Linked DNA regions of Homo sapiens: region 1 is linked to region 2. The links are chromatin contacts, found by POLR2A ChIA-PET in ENCODE. All regions are on one chromosome and are shown on one strand. Each heading gives the region's core, a stretch centred on a gene start or an enhancer-like site at or near the end of the contact. The rest is flanking DNA. Distances are from core to core; before and after follow the strand shown. Region 1 overlaps KDM1B (lysine demethylase 1B). Region 2 overlaps KIF13A (kinesin family member 13A).

The links. ChIA-PET counts read pairs that join two places held with the same protein, here RNA polymerase II (POLR2A).
Region 1: POLR2A ChIA-PET joins it to region 2 with 20 read pairs in Panc1. The contact joins two enhancer-like sites. POLR2A ChIA-PET finds 5 or more read pairs at or near these places in 3 of 52 experiments (MCF 10A, Panc1 and activated CD8-positive, alpha-beta memory T cell).

What each region holds. Positions count from the first base shown.
Region 1 is chr6:18,205,731-18,211,973 of GRCh38, reverse strand. KDM1B (lysine demethylase 1B) reads right to left here. Exons shown (of 22, transcript NM_001364614.2): 16 at 4,445-4,576; 17 at 3,768-3,842. Among named protein-coding and RNA genes, the nearest start is that of KDM1B, 53 kb to the right of the region's middle. RefSeq lists an enhancer at 259-308. Within about 2 kb of position 4,378, at least 3 of the 41 ENCODE cell types and tissues checked have a DNase peak (open chromatin) inside an H3K27ac peak, as active enhancers do.
Region 2 is chr6:17,931,304-17,937,007 of GRCh38, reverse strand. All of the region lies in intron 2 of KIF13A (kinesin family member 13A), which reads left to right. Among named protein-coding and RNA genes, the nearest start is that of KIF13A, 53 kb to the left of the region's middle. RefSeq lists a silencer at 2,653-2,837. Within about 2 kb of position 1,628, at least 2 of the 41 ENCODE cell types and tissues checked have a DNase peak (open chromatin) inside an H3K27ac peak, as active enhancers do.

The DNA of each region.
Region 1 (6,243 bases), core at 3,129-5,628, 270 kb before region 2:
ACTGTCTCAAAAAAAAAAAAAAAACAAAACCCCGAAAAGCAGTACTTGAGGAGGAAAGAGCCCTAACTATGGAGTCAGGAGAACTTTATGCATCATTCCTAATACATTCTACTGTGTGGCCAAGCCTGCCACTCATCTCTGCCATACATCTATAAAATGAAGGTAGTATCTGCCCCACTAACCTCTGAGAATCAGGGTGATGCTTTAAAACTAAAATTTACAAGATACATCAATATGCTTCATAAGTAGTGAAACACATCACAAACATTGGGAATTGGACATTTCTGGCTCCAGACCCCATTATCGTTGCTACAATCAGGACGCCATTACTACTACTGCCAGCTCCAGAATCATGCCACATACAGAACCACGTGCACCAGCAACATGCATGCCTTACGGCCTCCTTCTTGACTTGTGGTTACTGACTAAACCCTGCAACTTTCACGAACCCTGCTGCAGAAGAACCAAACACCTCCAGCATTGTGTGCTCTCAACAGAGGCAGCAGAAGGGAAGCGAAAGTCAACCTACACCTTCTACATCTCATGCAAGTGCATCAGATTGGCTGGGCTGGATGGATGTTTAGAAACCTGCTGTAGGGAGTTGGGGAAGAGTGTGTGTATTTGCTTTCTAATATCTGCAGTACAGGATGACACCCTAGGATCAGAGTGGAATGGAGTTGAAGACCAAGCACCCAATCTACCTGAGGCTTCAAAGATTTTGTATATTTGGCTTAACTCTCAATTCTAGGATCACAGGAAGTTCAGAGTTCTCTGATTTTGTCACTATTTTCTGCCACATGAAAATATTTTTATAAAGTATAAAATATGCTCTCTATCATCAAGAAGTTTATAATCTATTTATAGATAATTACCATGCAACCAAAAAAAATGAGGCAAACCACAACAAAAAACCAATTACTATCCAATTAAATTGCAAGAAAATAAATAAAATCTAGATTTTTTTCCCCTTTAAAGAGACAGGGTCTTGCTCTGTTGCCCCGGCTGGAGTGCAGTGGCATGATCACAGCTCACAGCAGCCTCAAACTCCTGTGCTCAAGTGATCCTCTTGCCTCAGCTTCTTGTAGTAGCTGGGACCATGGGTGTGCAGCACGATGCCCAGATAATTTTTTTATGTTTGGTAGAGACAGGGTCTCACCATGTTGCCCAGGCTGGTCTCAAACTCCTGGCCTCAAGCCATCTTCTCGCCTCAGCCTCCCGAAGTGCTGTGATTACAGGCATGAGCCACCCACGCCCACAAATCTAGATGTTTTCTTAATGACAAAATAGCACTGAAAAGCATAAGAACTTGAGTAGCCCAGGTGCAGTGGCTCACACCTATAATCCCAGCATTTTGGGAGGCTGAGGCAAGAGGATTGCTTAAGACCACGAGTTCAAGACCAGCCTGGACAACATAGGGAAACACTGTCTCTACAAAAAAAAAATTTTTAATTAGCTGAGTGTGGTGGCATGTGCTTGTGGTCCCAGTTACACAGGAGGCTGAGGTGGGAGCACTGCTCAAGCCCAGGAGTTCGAGGCTGCTGTGAGCTACAAGCTGCACCACTGCACTCCAGCTTGGGCAACAGAATAAGACCCTGTAAAACAAAAAAAAAAAAAAAAAAAAAAAAAAAAAAGAAAAGAAAGAGAAAAAAAAGAAAGAAAAGCCTTGGGTAAACAAATAGGCAAATGATATAAACACATCCTAGTAAGTAATAAAAGCGAGATGTCAATGGAAGCAGCCTAGACTGAGTTAGTCTGCTGGAGGTTCATCGGTCTATCACGTTGGGTTGAAAATTATTCTCTTACAAGTTTGGGGAAACTTCCAATGCAAACTGTGGTGCGTGCTAGCTACAATAAAAATATTTGTTTTAAACATTTCAAAGTGCAGCCTGAAGCTGTGCCCTAATTTCTCCAGAAGGCTGGAATACAAACACAGAAACGCACAAGTACTGGCCAGGGTCAGGCAGAGAGTAACAAAGCAGGGGAGTTAAAACCAGCTTGCTGTCCTGGACACCAAGAAGTGGAGCTACAGAACAGCAGAGGCTGAACTGTCGGGTGACTTGCAATTTTAAAAGGTAGTATTTTTAAACACTGTTTACCACCAGGCAAAACCTATTAAGAGCTTACAGAAAAGGTCACTGCAGACAAGGTTCTCAACCACGGCTGCACACTGGAATCACTTGAGAAGCTTTAAAAACATGACTAGCCGGGCATGGTGGTGCATGCCTGTAATCCCAGCTACTCGAGGGAGGCTCAGGTGAGAGGATCCCTTGAACCCAGTTGCTCGAGGCTACAGTGAGCTATGACTGTGCCACTGCACTCCAGCCTGGGCGACAGACTGAGACCCTGTCTCTGAAAAAAACAAACAAAAAAGCGAGGCCAATTCAACAAGAACGCATCAGGGTGGGGCTTTCCAGCCTTTCTTTGTAAGCGCCTCCCAGGTGGTTCCGACGTGCAGCCCGGGGATTGCTGCCCAAGATCTCCGAGTTGGTTAATGGCAGGAATAATGTTAGGATCCCCTGCCCCGACTAACTCATTCCCTAGACCTGTCTTTCCCATGTGACATGCAGTCCTTTACTTCTGTATGAAAATCAAGGACTATGAAATAAGTTTTAGATACCTGAAGTGTAGGAAGCATAGCTAGTCTAGGAACTAGTGATAGTTCATCAATTATATTTTTTCATAGTCACTTAAGATATAACTAAACTTAAATTTTCAAGGTTTACTAAATCCCCTCTACCCCAAGGAGGCACCTTTATTCTCCAATACTATAAATCTCAGTGTGATTTCAGGTATTTGATTCAGCAGTACCTTGTACTGTTCACCTACTATAAAGCTGTTTACAAAAAATTTAAGCCATATGAAAGTACTTCTGATAGTTTCAAGATTTCAAGATGAAAACAGAACTTTCCTGATCTGAAGAAGGATTCCGTGGTTTAAAAAAATGTGGAGAGCACAGAATAAAAGTAAAATAGATTTCTTTAATGCAGGACTTCTCAGAGCCTTTAATATACTTCTATTTGGGCGGAGCACAGTGGCTCACGCCTGTTACCCCAGCACTTTGGGAGGCCGAGGCGGGCGGATCATGAGGTCAGGAGATCGAGACCATCCTGGCTAACAGGGTGAAACCCCATCTCTACTAAAAAATACAAAAAAAAAAAAAAATTAGCCAGGCGTGATGGCGGGTGCCTGTAGTCCCAGCTACTTGGGAGGTTGAGGCAGGAGAATGGCGTGAACCCGGGAGGCGGAGCTTGCAGTGAGCCGAGTTTGCGCCACTGCACTCCAGCCTGGGTGACAGCACGAGACTCCATCTCAAAAAAAAAAAAAAAAAAAAAAAAAAAAAAAAAAATATATATATATATATATATATATACATACACATACTTCTATTTAACCCTATACAACTCCTATTTAATCCTAAAAGTAGAGTATCGTATACAATACTTCCCAAACTTACTTGGCCTTGCCTAACTTATTTGGCCAAGGAATTTTTTTTCTTGTTCAACTCTCAGGACTAATGTGCCCTAGAACTCACCTCAAGGAACACAATTCAGAATTCCATCTGCCATGAGTCTATACAGTGTTAGAGCAATGAAATCAGCTTTGCATATCTACATACAATTAAGTAGAGATACATAACTTACCAGAAATCCAACAAGGGTCCAGGCAGATTCCCAAAGGCAAACTCCTTGATAGGAAAGATTTGTCCTTCCCTCCAAGCCCCTGGCAGCAAAGGTTTCTACCCACCCTTGTACTGCCCTAGCTCTTACCTTTTGTGCAGAATACCCTGTGCCATCTGTAGTGGTAACCTGCACTTCATCTCCAGAATAATCAATACACTGCACCTGCTCAAAAAGCAATTATGAAAAAAAGTGAGGGATGGAACCACGTGATCCAGGATCCTTTCCGATTCTCATATTACATGAATTTACATCTCCAAGGCTAAGGGGAATCTTTTCCTGGCATTCAGAGATCTAAACAATTGTTATAGCTGAACTGAGGGAGTTAGAATTTATACTCTGTCAGAATATACAAAATAAACATTGTGTCGGAATATAGAAGATAGTTATAATATGGTGTGAAGGGAAATACAGTTAAGTAATCACCCCCATGATTACAATAACACACAATACAAATGCACTGAGACAAAGATTTGAAGGGAAAATTTTAAAGTGAAAATAACTGCACTGGGTTAGGAAAGTTGCGAAGCAATTTGAATACCTTCTTCTTAATAGAAATGCACTGGGGCCACTACGGTTTCCAAGCAGCAGCAGCTGCCTCACTGACATGGATAATGCTACACAGGCTACGAATGAGCCACAAAAGTACTTCTAGACCCTGGCTAAACACCAAAGCCAGCCCCATTCTCCTGCGTGAGCCGCATGCCCAGAACTTCACATCCTCCCCAAACAAGGCGAGCCAGAGCCTCCCAGCAGTTGATACTCACTGGAGATTTGAGTTGAATGTCAAGCCCTTCTGCCAGTTTTTCAATTATCACCGAGTACCCGGGAGTTAGCAGAGTGTGGTCACCAGCAAACTGGGCAAAGAATTCATTGTGGTCCCACGAGCGAGCAGATACCTGGGAAACAAGAGAGGTTGGGGACACAGCAGTGTAAATCCTTGTGCCTGTGCCTGAGAGCCAATATGAGGAGCTCCAGGTGGGAACAGCCACCAAGGCAGGAGGGCAGGGGACAGGCAGACCAGCCTAGGCAGAGACCACCACTGGGGGAGGAAATCTCGATAATTTTATTTGAGGAAAGTTTATTTGAGAACAAAAGGTCCATATGACTTGGACATGGGTACCACTCCTTGATAAAAATAGAAGCTGATTTTCTATATTGACAACTCTGGCAAAGTAGAATTCTATGAGGGTAAAACTGTATTTGATCAACATATATAAATATGCTATCTGTCCTCAACATGGAAGCTCTACAGAATAGAAACCCTGCACGATTTTGGAAAATAGCATGACTCCAATCACAATGCAGAACCAAGTGGAAATGGAGAGGTCCCAAAGGGGCCTCTGAAATCATCCGTGGAGTTCTATTCAAAATACAGAATACTGGGGTATTAAGTTCACAGTTGGTTAAATGAGTTAGGCAAGCTTAAATTTACTTTAACAAGGTAAACAGACCAGACTTGCAAGGATACTCTATTTTGGCTTCTCGAGAGCAGTGTTTCCGACTCCACGGTTCCACAGAAATGACCCAAGGCCCTCTGCAGAGGGCAGGGAAAGGACGGTAAAGAGACAAGTCCTGGTGCAGTGGCTCATGCCTGTAATTCCAGCATTTTGGGAGGCCGAGGCAGGAGGATCACTTGAGACCAGGAGTTCAAGACCAGACTAGGCAACATGGCAAGACCCCATCTCTACAAAAAATAAGAAAAACATAAGAGACCCTGATCTGATTCAGCCCAATAGCCCTCCTTCCTTTGGAGTGATTGATTTCTTTTTTCTCCCCCTAGACAGGGTCTCACTCTATCGCCCAGGCAGCAGTGTGGTAGCACCATCACAGCTAACTGCAGCTTTGAACTCCTGGGATCAAGCAATCCTCCCACCTCAGCCTCCCACTTAGCTGGGACTACAGGCACATGCCACTAAGCCCAGCTAATTTTTTGTATGTTTTGTAGAGACAGGATTTTGCCATGTTGCCCAGGATGGTCTTGAACTCCTGGGCTCAAACAATCCGCCTGTCTTGGCCTCTCAAAGTGCTGGGATTACAGAAGGGAGCCACTGCACCCAGCCTCTTCCTTTGTTTTTACGTATTGAGCTTCTTTCACAAGCATTATCTGAAGAAGAGTTTCTCTTGCTTAAAAAAAAAAAAAAAGTTTAAAAAACAACCAAAACCACTGTGGGGTTAATATGCTCAGAAGTCATGGTTTTCAAACTTTTAAGGAGAATCATTCTTTCCTGTTTATCGAAACCAGCTCAAATTCAATATTTAGACACACAAAACACACACACACATACACAAAAACAAGTATTTTATTTATTTATTTATTTTGAGACTCCAGGCTGGAGTGCAGTGGCGCGATCCCAGCTCACTACGACTTCCGCCTCCCAGGTTCAAGCGATTCCCCTGCCTCAGCCTCCCGAGTAGCTGGGACTACAGGTATGCGCCACCAGGCCTGGCTAATTTTTTGTATTTTAGTAGAGACAGGGTTTCACCATGTTGGCCAGGATGGTCTCGATCTCCTGACCTCATGATCTGCCCACCTCGGCCTCCCAAAGTGCTGGGATTACAGGCG
Region 2 (5,704 bases), core at 379-2,878:
CAGGATTTTGCCAACTTGCCCAGGCTAGTCTGGACCTTCTGGGCTCAAGGGATCTGCCCACCTTGGCCTCCCAAAGTGCTGGGATTATAGGTGTGAGCCACCATGCCCAATCTCCTTTTCCTTTGCCCTAACAAACATTCTGGTTGTTGCTACTCATTTTTTTTTCAAAGGAATGCAAACACACTTAAATGTAACACATAAATCTGCTTTATAGAAATTTCATCATTCATTACATTTTTTTGAATGTTTGTATTATTCGTTAATATTACTTGTGAATACAGTTAGTTGCATTACTGACTTTTATGATGTTTGTTAACTTGTCTGAACCTCATCTATGACCTAGGGCAATAATAGCCACATTATAGGATTACTGTGATTAAATGAAACAATATGTGTAAAATGCTTGGCACCAGCCTGGCACATAATACCTGCAAACTCTCTCTGCCTCCATTTTCTTCTTAAACATTTGCTTGGGACTGTGAAACATACAGTGGGGCACTTGCACATGTGTGTGTGTGAGAGAGATAGAGGGGGAGTGAGAGAGACAGAAAGAGAGATCTTATTAAAATTAGTGGCAATGGGCCAGGTGCAATGGCTCATCCCTGTAATCCCAGCACTTTGGGAGGCCAAGGTGGGCAGATCACCAGCCTGGCCACCATGGTGAAACCCCATCTCTACTAAAAATACAAAAAAAATTAGCCAGGTGTGGTGGCACATATGTGCAATCCCAGCTACTCGGGAGGCTGAGGTGGGATCACTTGAATCCGGGAGGCGGAGGTTGCAGTGAGCCAAGATCCCACCATTGCACTCCCAGTTTGGGTGGAAGAGTAAGACACCGTCTCAAAAAATAAAAATAAAGTTAGGGGCAATGAAGAGAGGCTCAGCCCTCTCCCTGGATGAATTGTTCTGATAATGTCAAATTAACCTGGACTTTGACATAAGTAATATGAAGTTACTTTTAATCATTCATATGTGTTTGAGTTGGTCAGTGTGGGCTTTTTTCTCATTAGCAGAAATGTCTGTCTTTTCGTTAAGAAAAAAAACCTCTGTGCACAGTCAGCATAAGATGAAAGGAGCTATAGTTTAAAGAGAGGAAATATGGCTTTAAGATCTCTTCAAAGCCAATCAAACCATCAGATTTTATCTTAACTCAAGAATCTGGTTGGAAATGAATAATTTTATCTTTTTAAGAGCTTCATTTGTACTAATCAATGTAGTGTACATCAACTTTTGAGTTTTGAAAGTAACTAGCTTTTTGTTATATACTTGTAAAAATTGAAGTGGATAAACATTTTTGTTCACAAGGGTACAGTTTTATGAGACTGTCAAGGGTAGTTCCTCCTTTTCAGTTACGGAGAGAGAGCTACATTTTATGAGAGAATTTAAATTCCCCCTCCTTTTTATGGGAAATTGGTGCTTAGAGGTTCGTGGATCTGTTGGGGCAGTGGTTTTCAACACTGGCTACATGTTAGAGTCACTTGGTTGCTTGTAGAAAAATAGTTTGCACAGCCCCAGCCCCAGAACTGAGCTTCTGATCACTTGGCACAGACAAGAGAGCGCAGGATGTGTCGTTTTTCTCTGAACTGAGCCACTCCAACAGGTGGGGGCCAGGTAGGGACCATAGTGAGGACCCAGCTGCCTGCTGAGCTGAGCCAGGTCTCTGTGGTGCTGAATTTTCCTCTCTGATCCCATGGGGGCTCAGCAGAAATAGCTCAGGGCTTGAGCCTTAAACTGCCTATCCTTAGTAGGAATTATTCTTTGCCAAGGACAGTGTTTCTTCCAAGTCTGATTGTGACATTTATTCAGGACAGCTATAGAAAGCACAGATAAGAAAAAAATATTTCCAATCCCACTCATGAGAGAGAGAACCATTTTGGCCTTTTAGTATTCCTCCCCCTCCCCAGGTAAATGGTGAAAATAACACAACTAGCCAAAAATAAGCTTTTGTTATTAAATATTTATTTTGGGCCAACAAGTGAAGTTGCTGTTGCCCTTAGCGTGGTGGGAAGCCTGGAGCACAGGTGTAAAGGAACTTGCTTCAGGTATTGCAGTAATAAATCAATACAGGATCTGCCTCACTGCAAGGTAAAGGGACCCTTGTGAAACTGATATGTTTGGTTATTACTAGTGAAAATTGAGTCACATTTTACATTAGATGGTGGCCATATTTATGACAAACAGCACAAGAGTATTATTTTTAAGTGTCTTTTTTTTTTTTTTGGAGACAGGGTATTGCTTGGTTGCCCAGGCTGGAGTCAGTGGTGCAGTCATGGCTCACCACAGCCTCTACCTCCTGGGCTCAAGCGATCCTCCCACCTCGGCCTCCCAAGTAGGTGAGACCACAGGGATGTGCCACCATGCCCTGCTAATTTTTAATATTTTTGTAGAGACAGGGTTTCCCTATGTTGCCCAGGCTGGTCTCGAATTTCTGGGCTCAAGTGATCCTCTCTGCCTCTGTCTCCCAGAGTTTTGGGATTACAGGCATGACCCACGGTGCCTGGCCTTCGGCGTCTTTTTATTATGATATTATTGGGGATTCTGTATTTATGATTTTAGAATACTACCTGCTGGAATATTTCATTTGGCTTTTTAGCTTTGGGAGCATGTAGCATAGGGAGAGTTGAAAGTTCCTAATTAGGAATGGGATGGTGTTCAGCCGCTCTCGTCTGCACTTAAGCAACTGGTGTAGGTTTCTTTTCTTGCCTACCTGCAAGTGCACGCTACAAGCCGGGCCCTCTGCTCTGACCTCACACAGGTCACTTAAGAATTTGAAGAAGGCCAATGTCCTGTGGCCATTAGACAGTAGTGTGAGAGATGGAAAGAGGTGCCTTTTGTAATTACGAAGAAACTGTGTCCTGGTTTTTATGAAAATGCTTGTCTTTTTATTCTTTTCAACTTAAATGTTTACTTTTTCGCATTCTTCAAAAAAAAATAAAAGTTGACCCTAACGACACAATTTAGATTGAATTGAGTTATAAAAGGCAGCTTTCTTTATCTGTGAGAGAAAATATAACTTGAAATCCTATGTTTCCATAGTTACATTGCATTGTAATAAGATAAAAGCAGGACTAAGGGATATGTTTGAAAGGCGCTCCAGGAGCTGGCTGAGATAAATGTGATTATTAAGCCACTGTGCCAGGCTTTGGTGGGGAGCTAGGCAGGCAGGTCGAACTAGTTGAAATTTCCCATTAGAAGAAAGGCATTTCTAATGCTTTGTGTTGAAGGTAAAAGTGAACCACAGAAACACACTATTGCTTCTGCATTGGAAGTTTATATTTCACTCATACTTAGAATCAGAACTTGTTAAAGTAGTTGCTTTTGGAACTGTACATAATATTTTTCCCGTGTCAGGAAATCAATAAACTTAAAAAAAAATCTAAATTGTTGGTTTGATCATTCTGATTTCTACTCCTTCTTATGTCCCATTTAGTTAATTATTTTCTTTATTCAAAGAATACTGGAAGGCCAAAACATTGTGGCCCACACCTATAATCCCAGCACTTTGGGAGGCCAAGGCAGAAGGATCACTTGAGTCCAGGAGTTTGAGACCAGCCTGGGCAACATAGTGAGACCTTGTCTCTACAAAAAAAAAAAAAAAAAAAATGAGCTGGGTGTGGTGGTGCGTGCCAGCTACTTGGGAGGCTGAGGCAGGAGTATCACTTGAGCTCAGGAGGTTGAGGCTACAGGGAGCTCAGGAGGTTTCTAACAAAGAAAGATGCAGTTGGTATGCACTCTTTCTTGGTTAAGAGGAGAGATTGCCAACCAGTACATCTTTTATAGGTGCTGTAAAATCATGTTATACCTGCACTTTCTTGGGTTTCCTTTGTTCCCATCACTTGACAACTCTTAAATTCATGTTCTCCAGCCATTCTTTTCATTATTAATAGAAGAGAAACTGGGCCCAGGAAGGTTCAAGGATATGGCCGAGGTCACAGAGCCTTTCTCTTCTTTTAAAGAAACAATGATACACTTTAGATATTCTTATCTTACTGTGAATTAATTTTTTTTTCTAATTAAGCTTTTTGGGTGACCTTGAGCAAATGAAAAGCTTGACTTTTTCCTCTGCTTTACCGTATTGTGATTTCCTTGGGGTTGGCAGAGATTTGGAAAGGGATGTATTCCAGAACTGGAAAAATAATTTGGCCAAATTAAGCAAAATCTCCATGGGATGTTGGTGCCACTTACCCCAGTTTTTTTTTTTTTTCTTTCCATTCTCACAGACTTCCTCCTCGCTTCAACCCTCTCTCTGCTATCTGAGTCAAGGCCTCTGGCCTGCATACAAGCTGTAGGAGCTTGCATAGCGTTTCTGGAATCTGTACAGTAGTGCTGTGCTGTGGTGGGGTGGGGAGAAGGCAAATACAAGGGTGTTGAGGTGACAGTTCCGGTGTGTCAGATTGGTGGGTCAGAGAACTGTTTGCTCAGTGCCAGAATGTTGGAAAACAAAAGCAAGTTTCTAAGTAACCCCAAAATAGATTCACAGGCAGGATCAAGAAGCTAATGCAGATGTTCCTTATTTTTTAGAAAGAAGATCTAAAAGCCTTATGCAACTATGCAGAATTTCTAAAATGGATTTCATAAGGTCGCAACGTTACTAAATGACTTGTTTATTCAGCCAGCAATGCTTTAGTCTGGCTGACTCTTGGTGTTTAATTGCATTAGTTCTATGAAGCATTTTGTGATGTTGTTCACCGATGTACAAGGCATTCGGGCATACAATACAGTATTTATGCAATATTTAGGTGATTTTCAAAATATAAGCCTGGTGCCAAATATGGATGTAAAATTTTAAACAGTATGTCTACCATAACCCCATTTGGGAGGGGAAAAGTTATGTGTGTGTATCTGTGTGTGTGTCTAGCATGTGTCGGTGGTTCTCAAACTTTGACATACATCGGAGTCACCTGGAGGGCTTATTAAAACACAGATTGCTGTGTCTTCCCCTAGAGTTTCTTATTCAGTAGGTCTGCAGTGGGGCTCAAGCATTTGCTTTTCCAGTGAGTTTCCAGGTGATGCTGATGCTGTTAGTCTGGGGACCACAGTTTGGGAACCATTGTGGGGAACAGAAGCATAGAAACAAATCTAGAAGGAAAATTTACCATTATTGTTTAACAATAGTTATCTTATGTCTGGATAATGGGATTACTGGGGCTCTTTATTTTTCTTTTATACTTTCTGCATTTTTTTCCCATTATCATTAGAAGAAATCGCATTTAAAAGTTTTTCTGAGGCTCTAATACCTACGCTGTCATGAACACACAGTTGTTACTGTCTTCTATTGTCCAGTCTTACAATGTTGTCATTTATGACCACAGAGCTTCATGGAACCAGGTGAGGTGGTGCATGCCTGAAGTCCCACTTACCAGGGAGGCTGAAGTAGGAAGATCACTTGAGTCCAGGAGTTTGAGACCAGCCTAGGCAACATAGCAGGATCCTATTTCTAAGAAAAAGTTTAAAAATAAATAAGAACAAAGCATCAAGAATGCAATATTTTGTGTCCCTGGTTTTTATTTTGCCTTCCCAACATGTGAGTTTTTAGGGTACCTTTATCACTTCTTATTTTACTACATGGTGCTAAACACATGGTAAGTGTTCAATAGGTACTCAATAGCCCCATTAGTTAGAATTGATTCTTTTATGCCACATCACTTCTCTTAAGACTCCATGGAATACTATTTCATGAGTGCAAATTGTGTTTGATATCCAT